Regions from separate parts of the Homo sapiens genome. Here region 2 is linked to region 1. The links are chromatin loops, found by intact Hi-C in ENCODE. Cell type or tissue: HCT116. All regions are shown on one strand.

The links. A loop is a pair of places that touch in the nucleus more often than their neighbours do. Peaks named below come from ENCODE experiments on the same cell type or tissue, not always from the same donor. Only the 100,000 strongest peaks of a DNase experiment are listed, where the experiment ranks them.
Region 2: it touches region 1 in a loop (2.3-fold over the local background); 2 of 110 quality-filtered maps call a loop at or near these places.

What each region holds. Positions count from the first base shown.
Region 1 is chr4:54,229,668-54,237,667 of GRCh38, forward strand. All of the region lies in intron 1 of PDGFRA (platelet derived growth factor receptor alpha), which reads left to right. Among named protein-coding and RNA genes, the nearest start is that of PDGFRA, 4.4 kb to the left of the region's middle. RefSeq lists enhancers at 3,656-4,206, 4,017-4,136, 4,644-4,693 and silencers at 3,687-3,796, 4,758-4,865. In HCT116, CTCF peaks have their summits at 3,836 (motif pointing left) and 4,765 (motif pointing left); DNase peaks (open chromatin) are centred at 3,764 and 4,744; H3K4me3 peaks cover 741 bases.
Region 2 is chr4:53,610,363-53,618,362 of GRCh38, forward strand. It overlaps a transcript of LNX1 not described here. Among named protein-coding and RNA genes, the nearest start is that of LNX1-AS2, 21 kb to the left of the region's middle. In HCT116, CTCF peaks have their summits at 4,469 and 4,670; no DNase peak of the experiment used is centred here; H3K27me3 peaks cover 660 bases.

The sequences.
Region 1 (8,000 bases):
AAAACAATGTTTTTCTAACAACCCTATGGCCTCCCAAAGAAATTGTTTAGGCTTACATTTTTGAGGTTTCTTTTGGGAGTGGGGGTGGTGTTCGTGAATACTGGGCCGAACACCAAGGAACTGGGGGTGGAGGCAGAGGTGTTTGCCCTCTTCTTGGCAGTGGGTCCTGGAAGGCGACAGGTTTTAAATGAGTGTTTTCATTCCTCGCCTGCGGTTTGGCGGGACAGCGCTGCAGCCCATGGTGTGGAGCGCGGCTGGGGGACCAGGGGGAGGTGGGGAGAGGGGAGCGTGGAGGGGAGCGTGGAGGGGGGCGCGCGAAGGGGTTGCGGGGCGCAGGAGGCGGGCTGGGCTCGGCTGGAGACCGGACCTCGGTGTTGGCCTACAGCACAGGGAGCCGGCCGAATGCGCGTGATTACTGGACGGCGCTGCTCTGGGAGAGAGTCGGGGCCAGATTTGGCGCGGCGGTGAGGCGGCTGCGGGACAAGCAGAGGCGCGCGGGCGTGGGCAAGGGTTTGGGGCGCTCTGGAGCGGTTTGTTGGGTCAGTGAGGTGCCAGGGAGAGCGGGTGCCTGCCGGGCAGTGTGCTCGGGTTGCACGCCCTAGCGCGGGGGCGACAGCGGCGGCGCGGGCGGGCGGTCTGGAATAATGACAAACACATTTGGCCCTGAGTGAAGAAGTCGTCGTCGCCTCGCATTCCAGCAACTGGGATTTGAGGAATTTCGAACCGCACACCAAGGGGCCCTCATTGTGCTCCGTGGCCCCCGCCCCCGCCTGTCTTCCCGCGCCCCCTCCTCGGTGGAATCATTTCTGCATTGCCCGGGGGCTCTGCTTTCGCTCAGTTCTGGCCGCAGGCAGGAAGAGAGGAAAGGTCTCCAGGAAGGTGCCGAACTTCTTGTGAGGAAGTTAGGGACGACTTGGAACTGGGGAAACTTGTTTGCAGGTAAGACAGAAAGGTGGGAGGTAAACCATATTCTCCCTCCGGGCACCCGAGCCCTGGACACCCCCTACCCGGCACCCTTCTCCGCGCGGGGGTGCGTGGCACTTGCCGTCTGAGCTCGCCCAGCGCTGCTCGGTCCTCTCTAGTTGGCCTTTTTTCCATTCCTCTCCCTGCCGGCTTCAGAGCCGTCTGTGCGTACTTCTCCTTCCTCTGCTGTCTACCCCCATGGAAACCAGATTTACACACGAAATTAACTCCGCCCGGCTGCGCCCAGGGAGCGGGCGGCGTCCATTTGGCATTGAATATGTGGGATCAGCTGTTCTATTCCGGGAGGGTGTCGGCCAGGTCGGAGCGACGAGTGTGGCCCAACCCGAGTACGTTGCCAGAGGGAGCCAGGAGCCTGGGCCGGGCCAGGTGTGCGAGAGCTGCCGATGGCCTGGCCTCGCGTCTTGGTCGGGAAGGACTTGCTGGCCTGGCAGGCTGTGCGTTGTGCATCCCTCCCGCAGCCAGAGCGCCGGTCCCGCACTTCGCTCCCCGAATTGTGCTAAGACCTCAGGATGTGCGCAAGGAGTGCCTGGAAGAACTTGCCACTCACTCCATCTTCCTGGGTGGGAGGCAAGCATGGATGGGGCCCATATCAGGTCCCTACCGCCCCGCGTCCGAAAAGCCGCGGGCTGGGCGGTGTGGGAAATGGCTTTTTGGCTCCGAGGCCAAATTGCTCAATGTTTTGGACCGACTCGCCTCGCCGCGGTCGCTCCTGACAAGAACTAGACAGATTTTTGGAGCAGGGAGCATCCAGGGCAAACGCACGACAGTCCTCCGCAGTGCATCTCACCGGACAAACATCCCCGGAGCCACAGGAGGGGAGGAAGGGGCTCTCCGGGCGTGCGCACCTCCCCAGCCGCCGCGCTGTCCCATCCCCGACCCCTAATCTGGTCAACCTGGACCCCGGCACTGCTGAATTGCATCCCCTCTTCTCCCTTTCTCCTCGGCCTCCTCCTTTCCACAACCCTCAAGATGAGGAGGCCCTGCCTCGACTCCCCGACAGGCGCAAGGCCGACCAGGCTCGCTTTGACGCCCTGGTCAGGCCCTGCTTCGGAGCTTGCAGTTTTGGGTTGACCCAAGTGCAGCTGGACCTCGTTCACAAGAGTGAGGGGAAGCCAAGAATGAACCCGTCGTTAGCCCCCGGTGCCCTGGCTCTTGTTTAAATCCTTAGATCGAGAAGGACTTGAAGGAGATCCCAGGCTCCCAGCTCTGCGCCCCTGGGCCAGTTTCCTCTCGGGACGCGGACTGAGGAGGGATGCAGGGGGAGGGGCATTGGGCCGGGCTTTCCAGCTGCAAACACGTCTGGCGCCGAGGCGGGCCCATTTTGTGCCTCCTGGGGACGGACCGTGGGCGGCGCGCAGCGGCGGGACGCGTTTTGGGGACGTGGTGGCCAGCGCCTTCCTGCAGACCCCACAGGGAAGTACTCCCTTTGACCTCCGGGGAGCTGCGACCAGGTTATACGTTGCTGGTGGAAAAGTGACAATTCTAGGAAAAGAGCTAAAAGCCGGATCGGTGACCGAAAGGTGTGGGTCTCAGGGTTCCCCGGGTCTAACTCGCCGGGTCCAACCGCAGCATCAGCCTTGGGGCGGCAGATAATCTTTCGGTCTCGCCTGGGGCGCAAGATGCAGGATCGGGGGCAAATGGCTTCTCCCAACTTCCCCCTAATTCGGGTTCTGCCAGATGGTTGTCGTTTGCTGAAGTGGCTCGGCGGCATTTCCTTTTGTTTTAAACTGATCAATGAGCGAACCTGGGATGGGCTGAAAAAGTAGATTGTAGGAGGGAATAATGGGAAACCCGACTTGGGGCGCCTCCTTCCCTGCCTCCTACTGCAGTTTCTCGGCCCCCGCGAAAGGGGAGCGACAAGCGCGGGTGGGCGCGGACTCTTGAGGGGGCAGAGGCGGCTATGGCGCGTGTCGGGCAAGGTGGCACCAGAAGGCACTTTTGTGTGTGTGTGTGACAAGAGTCTCGCTCTGTCGCCCAGGCTGAAGTGCAGTGGTGCGATCTCGGCTCACTGCAACCTCTGCCTCCCAGGTTCAAGCGATTCTCCTGCCTCAGCCTCCCGAGTAACTGGGATTACAGGTGCCCGCCACCACGCCAGGCTAATTTTTGTATTTTTAGTAGAGACGGGGTTTCACCATATTGGCCATGCTGGTCTCGAACTCCTGACCTCAGGTGATCCGCCCACCTCGGCCTCCCAAAGTGCTGGGATTTACAGGCGTAAGCCACCGCGCCCGGCCAGGAACGGTTCTTAAATGCCGAGAGGGCGCATGCTAGCTCTCCTCAGCATTCCCGGTGAGCCGCTACCCACGGCCGTGCGGCTCTCGTGCCCATAGGAGGCGCTGGCGAGCTCCTGTAACCCTAAACCCCTCGGCCCCTTTCCCCCCACCCGCCCGGATTCTCTTCCCGCTCTCCCCCCTCTCTCCACACCCGCCCGGCCCCCTCTCGGGTCTCAGTTGAAAACAATGCAAACGCAGAGCGTCGTGCCTGGGGCGCAGCGGCCTCTGCAGCTCTGAGGTTCAGAGCGCGGCGCGCAGGGGCGCAGGGGCGCAGGTCCCCGGAGCGGCTGGGCATCGCCGCCAACCCCGGGACAACCAAGCCGCCGAGGACTTGGTGGAGGTGGGAGGGAGAGCGGACCGCGCAGTGTTCCTCTGGGTCCCGGGGTCAGAAGCCGGACAGTGGCGGGGGCTGGACAGTCCGAGCGCAGAGCCTCCCGGGCGAAGTCTGCGCGCAGCACTCCCGGCTGCGCTGTCGGGGACCAGGAGCCTGGGCTGCGGGCGAGCTAGCTGGCGAGCCGGGTAAGATTCGCGGGGCTGTCGCGCCCTCTAGTGGGCTCCGGGGACGCATCCCGCTTTCCCCAGCCCCGGGCGGTCGGCGCCGCTATCTCAGTGGAGCGCAGCGCTGGAACCCCGGGGGCCCGGAGCGGAGGCTAATCTGGGTCACCTTTCCCCTCCTCCGGGCAGCCAGTGGACTCCTCGCAGGCTCTGTGTGGGCCCGGGAGGCGCCGGGTGGACGAGAGGGGGCCGAGGTCTCTGGGTTTGGATTGAGAATGGGACGTCCTTGTAATTCAATGTGGGAGAAGCAGGGGAGTGTGGAGGAGGACGGGTCCCGTGCGTTCTTGGGGGGCAGGCGCCGTCTTCTGCGTTCCAGCCCCTCGCCAGCTCCCTTGCCCCGCGGGCGGCCTGTTGCTGTTTGTTTGTTTTACGACCCTGCGTTATTGTGCAACGGTAACAGTCGTTTCCAATCAGCTGCGCGGCCGTCGCGGCCCTCGCCAGGCTGGTTTATGGGGGCGGCGGTGGCGCGCGGACAGATAGGACAGCGCGGCCCGGGAACGGCGTCGAGGTCCAGGCGGTCCCCCTGCCCCGAGGGGGCGGAAATGCTGAGGTGGCGAGAGCGTGGGTTGCACAGAACCCTAGTAGCGAGTCCGGCTGAGCCTCTGCGGCCTAGCCCAGCAGCGTCGTCTTCCCGGCTCCGAAGACGTCTTCCCGAAGCCCCGCTGCCCCGGCGCACCAGCTCCCGGTGATGGGGATGATGATGGGGATGATGGGGAGATGTCCCCGAATTCTCCTGGGGTCCCGAGGAGATTTAGCCATTTTCAACAGCAGTTTTCCTATTTCTGCTTAAACCCCGCGGGCTTTCAACTGAGGTCACCACGAAAGCTAAAAGTACAACCTAAGGAAGGAAGAGACTGGAAATTAACATTTGGGGTAGTGGAGCTCAGAATTCCTCGCAGCGGCGTCTGTGTCGCAACCCGTGGACGCACGTCCTTGGACCAACACTGCCATCTGCTGGCCACTCGTAAGAACTACTGCGACCCGCTGTGAGAATGGGCTTCGCGGAGACCATTAGGAAGGTGCTTTATTTTTTATTTTTTATTTATTTTTTGCTCAGTAGGACCGTAATAGGTGACTGATTTTCTTTTGCTGTGAGGCTACAAGAATTGCTGGAAGACAACATTTTTATTTCGTGGAAATTTGTGTTGTGTTTCTCCTTGGTTGTTAATGCTTTGCATTTACATAGTGAACATCTTATTATCAGAGCTGGCCTGTGAGGAGGGTAGTGGGGGGGCATTGATGTTCCCGTTTCTGAGTGAGGAGACCTATGTCGGGGCCTTGGTGACCTCAAGCCGAATGCTCAAACTGCTACTGCTACTCCTAAGGTTGTGCCATTAGGAGTCACACCCGTTTGGTGATATTCAAAAGGATATGTCATTTTATTCTCCCGTGGTTAAATATATGGTGAGAGGAGAGCAGGCATGTTTATGAGCCCAGATTGTCCCATAAAAGGCTCCTGTTTAAAAACACTCCAGCCCCCTCCCATTACTGGAATGTCTGATGGAGCTCCGGGAGATCAAAACAACAAAACAGGCTCTGGTAGGGTGCAGAGGTCCTGGTAAACACACCCTCTGCTGGAAAACAGGGAGAAGTTTCCACCAGTGTAGACCTGCACTTGGTTTGCCTGGGCTGAAGTTAGGAGACTGCGTAGAAAAAGGAAAATGTGTAATTTTCACAGTTAGAATTAACTTAGGAGAGCTGAAATTAACTGAGCCTCGGAAATCTGAATCTTGAAGTCACCAGTGGCTTTTGGGGCTGTGAGAGAGTCTCCTGTGGTCTTTAATCATGTGAGGGTGGGGTGAAATTCAATATTCAGTGGTTCTGCAATGGGATGCACTGTGCAATTGGTGATTGAGAAGCCAACTCTCTGGCTTTAGGAGAAGAATGTCTTGCTGTTAGTCCTTCTGGAAATAGAGCCTTGCATTGCCTACTGTCTGTTTACACTACCTTTGCACATTGCCTTTGGTTATAGAGTCATGTCCAATGGCTCTTTACTTCTGTTTGCAGGGCAGGAGATGGCACCCTGTTAAAGAGAAAGGATAGTAGCTGCAAAGTCATTTGTTTCTCTGTTTCTGTGACTGTATATATTGGCTCATCTTTGAATGGTCTTTATAGCCACACCAGGCTGGAGGTAACAGGGTCATGGGAGTGGACTGCTGGTGTGGGCTGAATCAGAGTTCAGATCCATGTCTCCAGGAGGTAGGAGGTGCAGGGCAAGTCATGTGGCTTCTGGGGCATCCCTCACTTTCTTAGTTAAGGAGAAGTTGAAGGAGCCGATCTAAAATATCTTGGGAGTCTGCAGAAAAAGTCGTGAAAATCAAAGCACTTTCAATTAAACTATATAATTTAGTCCTTACAAGAATGCCACAGGGCAAGCAACCAGTCAGGCCTTGGTAGTCGTGCTTCCTAGAAGAAAAGACTGAGGTTCAGAGAGTTGGATAGAGTATCAGATTTGGGATCAGTGGCTAGTCCAATGTGATTTCCATCCTTTCTTCTGAGAGAAAGCATAAGAAGGCCAAGAGGATGGTGGAAAAGCACAAGTCACCTGCCTGAGAGTCAACAGGGCGGGGGGTCTCTTTCTCAGTTTGTTCCTCTAAGTTATGGCAAATGTTTTTTGAGCTGTGATTATTGAGAATGGGGGCTGAAGTTCAACATGTAGTTGGCATGAGGGAAGTAATTATGATTGAAGAAAAGATTTGGGTGAAATCTAGTGTTCTTCCCTGCAAAGGGGGTTGTTCTCACGGATTCTTATGGTGCCATGTTTCTCAGAATTTGTAGTTTCAGTTACTTATATTTGCACACCTGACTTTAGATGAGCTCCAGAATAGCAGTTACTAATTAAGGATGAGCATTTAGAGTAGATAAAAGTGGCAGGAACAGCAAGACTCACTCCCAGAGAGCCTCACTACAGGTCTAATAGGTGAGGAAATTCCCCATGTTTCCCATTTTTCTTCATTACCTCCCTGTGGGGCAAGCACTGCCATTATTCATGAGTAAACTGTCTGAGTTATAGATAAGTAATGACATGAAACTTCACAAACACGCTGAGCACAGTGGCTCACGCCTGTAATCCCAGCACTTTGGGAAGCCGACGTGGGTGAATCACGAGGTCAGGAGTTCGAGATCAGCCTGACCAACATGGTGAAACCCTGTCTGTACTAAAAATACAAGAAATTAGCTGGCCATGATGGTGGGCACCTGTAATACCAGCTACTCGGGAGGCTGAGACAGGAGAATCGCTTGAACTTGGGAGGCAGAGGTTGCAATGAGCTGAGATCATGCCACTGCACTCCAGCCCAGGCGGCAGTGCAAGACTCCATCTAAAAAAAGAAAAAGAAAGAAAGAAAAAAGAAAAAAAGAAAGTTCACAAACAGGCCTGATTTCTACCCAGGGAACCACTGTTATCAGAGATTGGGGTTTGGAATCTTAAGCAACAAACACATGTTTATTCTCTTCCTTCCTGATGGCTTGCTCAGAGGACCTGTTTCCATTGCCCACTTTTTTTTTGAGACAGAATCTTGCTCTGTCACCCAGGCTGGAGTGCAGTGGCGAGATCCTGGCTCACTGCAACCTCTGCCTACTGGGTTGAAGCCATTCTCCTGCCTCAGCCTCCCGAGTAGCTGGGATTATAGGTACCTGCCGCCATGCCTGGCTAATTTTTTGTATTTTTAGTAGAGATGGGGTTTCATCATGTCGGCCAGGATGGTCTTGAACTCCTGACCTCAAGTGATCTGCCCACCTCAGCCTTCCAAAGTGTTGGGATTACAGATGTGAGCCACCACGCCCGGCCTCATTGGCCACTTTATATGTCAGTAAATAATCTTTCCTGGCAGAGGGTCCACTGTATCTGGAGGCACTGAAGGAAATCTGGGAGTGTCTGGCCAGGGCAAAGCACTGCTTAGAGCTTGCACAGGAAAAGCAGTGAGCCCTTCTTTTAAGCTGGAGAAAGCTTTAAAGATGCATCTTTGGCAAGTCTTGCCAAAGAAATATGGGTTCTAAATGTGATAAAACCAAAGACATCAAGCTGGCTCTGGAGGCCTTGTTTGAAGTTTGCTGAGTGGATTGTCAGTGGGAGGCTGATATTTATATGTACAAACACACAAGCATTACTGCTAATTGTGGTAAATCAGGCTGGCCAGCCTGGCTCTGGGGCCCACTGTGCCTGCCACCGCAGCAGTGTGGAAGCCT
Region 2 (8,000 bases), 620 kb before region 1:
AGGTCGAACTTTATAACATACTCTAGGATTCTGTGAAAACTATATATGAAAAATTTTGTAGTTAAAATGCTGCGGTGGCTCAAGCCTGTAATCCCAGCACTTTGGGAGGCCGAGGTGGGCGGATCACGAGGTCAGGAGATCGAGACCATCCTGGCTAACACGGTGAAACCCTGTCTCTACTAAAAATACAAAAAAATTAGCCGGGCGTGGTGGTGGGCACCTGTAGTCCCAGCTGCTCGCGAGGCTGAGGCAGGAGAATGGCGTGAACCCGGGAGGCAGAGCCTGCAGTGAGCCGAGATCGCACCACTGTACTCCAGCCTGGGCGACAGAGCAAGACTCCCGTCTCAAAGAGGAAAAAAAAAAAAAAAAAAGAAATAAACCAAATCTTCATTCTAAGAAATTAGAAGAAGAATAAAGAGAGATAAATAAAGGCAAAAGCTTAAATTACTGAAATAGAAGGCAAAATAAGTAATAGGATATATAAATAAATTTAAACTTGTTATATAAAAACATCTAAACTCTATACATGTCTATAACAAGTTTGATTTTTAAAAATGAGGAAATGCAAAATTATAAAAGATCAGAAAGCAGAAAGAAGACTATAGTGACTGAAAGTATTACAAGAGAATACGATATGAAACTTGATGGTAGCAAATTTTAAAACTGGAATAAACATTGGGGAAAAAAGAGGTAAAACTGTCTATTTTTGCAAATGATATGATTGTAAACCTAGAAAACCCAAAGGAATCTAATAAAAGTCTTCTAGAATTAAGAATAGAATTTGATAAAATAGGTGGATCTACAAACAGGCAAAAATACCATTAGCTTTTTTGTACTCTAGGAATAAGAAAAGGAATGAAAAAAAAAGTCTAAAATAGTGAAAAACCAACCTCTATGAAATACTTAGGATAACCAAAAAAGAAAATGCACAACAAAGTTATACTAAAATATGCAAAAGGAGAAATGAAGAAATGGAAAGATGTGCCATTTTCTTGGATAGGAAAATTCAATGCCATAAAGATATTAAATTCTACAAATTGATTATGTGTGTGGTGTGTTTTACTAAAAATCACAACAAAGTGGGTATTTCGGGTTTGTTTGTTGTTTTTGGTAATTGGATAAAGTGATCTTAAAGTTTCTAGAGAAAAATAAATATCAAAGAAAATACAAGTAATTTAGAAAAAATAAGTAGAGATGGAGTAAGGGACATCCTCGCTAGTTACTAGAACTGTCTATAAACCCATCGTATTAGGTTGGGGCAAAAGTAATTGTGGTTTTTACCACTAAAATTGCAAAACTGCAATTACTTTTGCACCAACCTAATCTTCAAATCAGTGTCCTACTGGATCTCAATTTTATTGCACACTCAAGGATACGCTACAAATATATGAATGAAAAATATAAAAGGTAAAGTAAACCAAAGCTCTTACCAAGAAATCTAGTGGATTATATGTACTGTTATATAATGGGGGTAGGACAAACCCTCCCAATAAAAACTGAGAAGCCAAAAGCTCTGAGAGTAAAGATAGCTGTATTTGACTGAAAACAGTATAACTTTTCAGGCAGAGATAATATAAAAATGCAGTAGACCATGGTAGATTTGAAGAAATCTATATAGTGTGAACACTAGTTATCATTTTTATAATATGCAAAGATTTGTTATGATTTGGCAAGAAAAACAAGAACAAACCAATAGGAAAATGGACAAAAGATATGAATGGGCAATATACAGAAAAGCACATACGAAGGGTTGAGAAACTCGGAAATATCCTCAAATTTACCAAAAGTGAGGGGAGTACAAATTGAACAAACAATAAGATATGACTTTATACCCACCAGATTGTCTAAAATTGTAAAGATTTGTAACACTTATTGCTGGCAGGTTAGTAGGTAAGGGAGAACTTTCATACAGCTTAGGTAGAATGGAAATACCTCTTGCAGGAGCAGCATGGCACTATCTATTACAATTTAAAATACAGACAGTCTTTAGGCCAGCAATTCCTTCCTCAGACTCTAATAGAAGCAAAGCCACCAGAATATAAAGATTCATACACAAGGTGTTTTAGCTTGCTTCCTTTACTTTGTTTTGTTTTTGCAAATTAGAAAAGCTAAGTGTTTTCTGTAATGGAGGATAGCTGAATAAATTATGGCATATCCATATGATGGAAAAATACAGTCATTAAGAATAAATTAACGCTTGTAATCCCAGCACTTTGGGAGGCTGAGGCAGGAGAATTGCTTGAGCCTAGGAGTTCAAAACTGGCCTGGGCAATATAGCGAGACCCTGTCTCTACAAAAAAATACAAAAATCAGCTGGGTATGGTATGCCAGCTAATTTTTGTATTTTTTTTTTTTGTAGAGATGGGGTCTCGCTATATTGGGTATGGCAGTGCTAGTCTGTACTCCTAGCTACTCAGGAGGCTGAGCTGGGAGGATTGCCTGAGTCCAGGAGTTTGAGGCTGCAGTGATCTGTGGTCGTATCACTGCACTCCAGCCTGGTTGACAGAGTGAGACCCCATTTCAAAAAAATAAAAAAGAAGAAATTAGTTGTGCTAGTTGACAGGAAGAATTTTAAAGGATATCGTTGAATGAGTAAAGCACAATGCAGTGAAAAGTATATGCTATGGTTTTATTTTTGTAAAACAAAAGCCCCTGTGTGTGTATGTGCATGTGTATGTCTACCTACGATTATATAGCCATGAGTAAAAATAGGAAAGACACATACTAGATTATTAATATGGGCTTTCTGGGTAAGTGGGTGGGTGGAGAATTTATATGTGTGGAAGAGAAGAGGAAGCACCAAGCCAAAAAAGGAAAAGGAATAAAAAGACCCCCTACACATAACTGTACACATGAACATATGTTTAAATTGATCCCATGCATGCATTTATGAAAATATATGAATGTGTGTTTCCATACATGAAGAAATCACCTTGCCAGTTTGAGGGTTTCTGTTTCACAGATAACCTCCTGCTTTCCAGGAATTTTTTTTTTTTAACTTTGAAGTTCAGGGGTACCTGTGCAGGATGTGCAGTTTCATTACATAGTAAACATGTGTCATGGGGTTTAGTTGTACAGATTATTTCAACACCCAGGTATTAAGCCTAGTATCCATATTTGTTATTTTTCCTGATCCTCTCCGTCCTCCACCCCCCACCGTCCAGTAAGCCCCAGTGTGCATTGTTCCAATGCGGTATTTGGTTTTCTGTTCCTGTGTTACCTTGCTAAGGATAATGGCCTCCAGCTCCACCCATATTCCCACAAAAGACATGATCTAATTCTTTTTCATGGCTGCATAGTATTCCATGGCATATATATGCCACATTTTCTTTATCCAGTCTATGATTGATGGGTATTTAGGTTGATTCCATGTCTTTGCTATTGTGAATAGCACTGCACTGAATATATGGGTGTATGTGTCTTTATAATAGAATGATTTATATTCCTTTGGGTATATACCCAGTAATGGGATTGCTGGGTTTAATGGTATTTCTGTCTCTAGGTCTTTGAGCAATCGCCACACTGTCTTCCACAATGGTTGAACTAATTTACATTCCCACCAATGGGGTGTAAAAGCATTCCTTTTTCTCCACAACCTCACCAGCATCTGTTATTTTTTGACGGCCCTTTTTTGATAATAGCCGTTCTGACTGGTGTGAGATGGTATCTTATTGTGGTTTTGATTTGCATTTCTCTAATGATCAGTGATGATGAGCTTCTTTTCATACGATTGTTGGCTGCATGCATGTCTTCTTTTGAGAAGTGTCTGTTCATGTCCTTTGCTCACTTTTTAATGGGGTTGTTTTATGTTTGTTGATTTAAGTCCATTGTAGATGCTTTTTCAGGAAAGTTTGCTGTTCCATTTGCCACCCTGTCCCTACATATTCTCCAGGAAAGAATTACTGACTCTGGGGCTTCCAGATTTACTTCCAGAACTACTGACTCTGGGGCTTATTCTAAGACTTCCCCTCCCATGACACACCATTTCATCTCACAAACAGCACTCAGAAAGCCTCCAAGATTCTTCTGGAAATGGATATCCCTTTGGGATCTCTACCTCTATCCCTTCTCATCCATACTTCCTTTAGTGAAGTGACCCCCACACTAACCTTTCTAGGCAAAGCAAATTGGCCTGTTAGGCAGATTTTCTAGGGGTGTCAGGTTCCTCTGCACCCACACTAGAAAAGCCAGAAGGTGAAGAGTTCCATCACAGGTACCCAGGAAAATGACCAATTGCTCTTAAGGTCATAGGTCTTAGAATTTTAGACTTGCCTAAGTTGTGAAATTCTTTAGGGTCTAATAAAAGTAATAAGCAGCCAAGAATGCTAATTTGAGATACCTTTGGTCAGCCTACGCTGTTTATGGCTCACGAGTTCATCTCCTCCTTGATGTCAACTGAATGCTTGCTAGTTTTACATTCCATGCTCACATCTGTCTGCTTCCTTCAGCCTCCTGGTCATGGAGCAATTTCCTTCACTTCAAAGGAGGCTCCAGGTGCAGGGAGGACTCCAGAGGTGTGGCCTGACCTCAGAATCTGGCTCCCTTTTATTTTACTAAAACATGTATTCTCTTCATCTTATCCCAAGTTGACTTTTGGAGCTATTCCGAAATTTGTTCATCTTTGAACACCGAGAATGAGAATAAAATATATTTTTCCTTTTCCTTCAAAACATTGACCCTAGTTTTGTCATGATGCTTCAAATGAATTAATTGCTGAAAGAAACAGTAGAGATAATTACACATGCCCCACAGGAGAAAAATGCCACGATTGAAACAGTAGAAAACAGGCTGTGGGAGATTTAGTGTAATAATGGCCTCTGATAAATCATGGAGAAGCAAGAAGTCGTTGTTGTAAGCCATTCGCTTTTAGGGTGGTTTCTTATGCAGCAGTAGTTGGCGAATGCTGTGTGTAACTCCTTCAGCAAGGTGAGGCTGCTTCTCCCAACAGGAGGCAGGGAGTATTTCTTACTCCCGTGAATCTACCTGGGCTGGCTTTGGGGCACTGTGGGGGTTCCAGAGCCTAGGTATTCAAGAGGCTTCGCAGCTTCCACCCTTGCCCTCTTGGAAGCTTGAAACTGCCATGCTGTAGAGAAGCTTAGCCTAGCTCCCTCGTGTATGAGAGGCTTAAGGAAGAAGACTGAGGCTCTAGCCAATCGCCAGAGCCAACTCCCAGACATGAGTGAGGCAATTCTGTACATTCTAGCTAAAGGCAGCTGAATGAAAACCCATAGAGGAAGAGCTTAGCCAACCCACAGAATTGTGAACAATAATAAAGGTTGTTGTTTTAAGGTATTGAGTTTTGAAGTGGTTGGTAATACAACCATGCCTTATTAATACAGAGCCTTGGATTTTTTTTTACTACCTTAACATAAAATTATTTATTCATTTATTTTTAGATTTAAAAAATTTTTAGTGGGCATATAGTAGGTGCATATATTTATGGGGTACATGAGATGTTTTGATACAGGCATGCAATGCGTAATAATCTTATCATGGAGAATGGGGTATCCATCCCCTCAAGCATTTATCCTTTTTATTATAAACAATCCAATCATACTATTCTAGTTATTTTAAAATGTACAATTATTATTGACTACAGTCACCCTGTTGTGCTATCAAATAGCAGGTCTTACTAATTCTTTCTAACTATTTTTTGTATTCATTTGCCCTCCCTGCTCCTCACCACCCCCGTCCTTCCAAGACTCTTGTAACCATCCTTCTGCTCTCTGTGTTCATGAGTTCAATTGTTTTGATTTTTAGATCCCACAAATAAGTGAGAACATGTGATGTTTGCGTTTCTGTGGGCTTGGATATTTTAATTCAGTATCTATCTTTTTTCTAGTTTTCTATATATATTGAGACATCTTTTTTACTTTTTTTCTTAGAAACCTAGATAGACACCTTCCCTACATAGACACAAATAACTCCTATATACCATACACTTAAAAGCTCATAGGAGACAAAAGTGCAAAGGCAGGCACTGCATCTAATTTCTACTCTTCAGTGTCCTGCGCCTGGGTCAGCAGCACATGATTGGTGGGAAGTCAGCATATGTTGACCAGATTATCTCATGTGACACCTGCTGCTGCTTTTATCTCATTTTCTTAGTACTTGGATTTGTCACAGAATGAATGGTCTGATTCATTTGGCCTACCTGGGCAGCTTTGCTTGTGTCCCCTTGTTCTCTCACTTTTCCACGTAGATAGTTTTCAAGGGTCCCAGCCTGGAGGAAGAGAATATCTTTCCAGTTGTTGGTGGACTGAGCTTATTGGTCAAGAGTGTTGTAGTTGTAGTAATAATAGTAGTAACAGCAGCAGCAGTAGCAGCAGCTAATATTTATTGAAACCTTATCAATATGCCATTCACTTTAATTAATTGGTTAATTTAGTTAATTAGTTATTTTGATTTCCATAAAGGAAATGGAGGCAACGATGGGTTACTTGATTCTCCCAAGATAACATAGGTAAATGGCAGAGTCTCATCTTTTAGCAAACACCCTGGCTTGAAATGTAGCTAGCTGTGTGGTTACTGATGTTTAAACTAAGAAGTATTAAGCATAGTCATTTATAAAAGTTCCCTGACTATAAATCACCCATAAGCTACAATCGTCAAAGCTTTTAAATATCATTTGTACTTCTCATTAGCCAAGAAACAAGTATTACTGAGTGTGTCATATAAGTCTGTGCTTGTGCCAGTTACTATAGAAAGTTATAAAACATATAAACTATAATACAAAAGCAGCATATAAGAATCTTGGCTCTAAAGGGACTTACACTATTTTGAAGAGACCAGACTTACACAGTAAAATGACCAAAAAATAAGACCTAGTACCTAGTCTAATAATAATAATTAAAAAAAGAGAGCAAAGGAGTTTTGAGACCTCACCTTTTGCAGGGAAGAATCTGAGTCATATTTCAAATCTCCTTTTCTTCTTCTCAGGGCAAAACCACAGCTTTCATTTTTGAAGGTCACAGCAGTAAAAGATGGTTCAATAGGCCAGACTAACCTGTGTTAGCAACTAGGATAATATCCAGAAAAGAAAATTTACTTTGGGATTTAAGATGATCAAAACTGATTACTTCTCAAGAGGCTTAGAAACCCAAAGCTGTAAACACAGCTGGGGAAACACTTGAATGTGCAGCCATAAAAACTCCAGTGAATAATCCATCCTTCTGCTTCATGACATGGATACTACACCACATACATGAATCTATAGGAAAGCAGTAAATATTTTTATACAACCTTGTTGGTGAAGAGGAAAGAAAAATGTGTAGAAACATGCCCACCCACATCATCTATGTGTGCACTGTAAATGTCTCTCTTGTTTTGTTGAAGTTAAGGCAAAAGGATTACATTCAGTCCAGCCACTAAATTGTAATACAGAGATGTTATTGACTAAACCTGTAACAACTGGGTTTGTCTTCTCAAGATTTAGAGAACCAATAGAATTATTTCTGATTGGATGATAAGTAAATGCTCTATTATTTGTTAACCAATAGTCAATGACAGAAATTGAGCCAGTTTTCTCCATATAGAAAATTTTTGACTTATCAAGACCTCTTTTTTCCCTGGAAAGATAGATATCTATATATTAACAATTATTTTCTCTAGTAGTGTGGTTAGGTGTTTGATTATTTATTTTTCTTATTGGTGTTTTTGAAATTTTTCAAAATAACATCTATAGTTTTTATAATCAAAAGATACTGTGATTTTTAAAAGTGAACAACTTAGCTTCTTACTGATAGACAGTCTTACACCATTTAAACAAATTGCCCTTAACTACTTTGCCTACCAAATAAATCCTTATCTTTGGTTTATTTTAAAGGAATTTTTCCTTTCAGCAGAGTTTTATGATCAGCTTTCACTGATATCTAGAAATACATGTCAAGGTTAAGAATGTTATGATGCAGGACTTGAGCCTTGGGAAAAGAGTATTCTAAAGAGGACAAAAATTATGCCTTAAAAATTCCTTTTTCAGATGACTTGCTGTGTAGTCCATT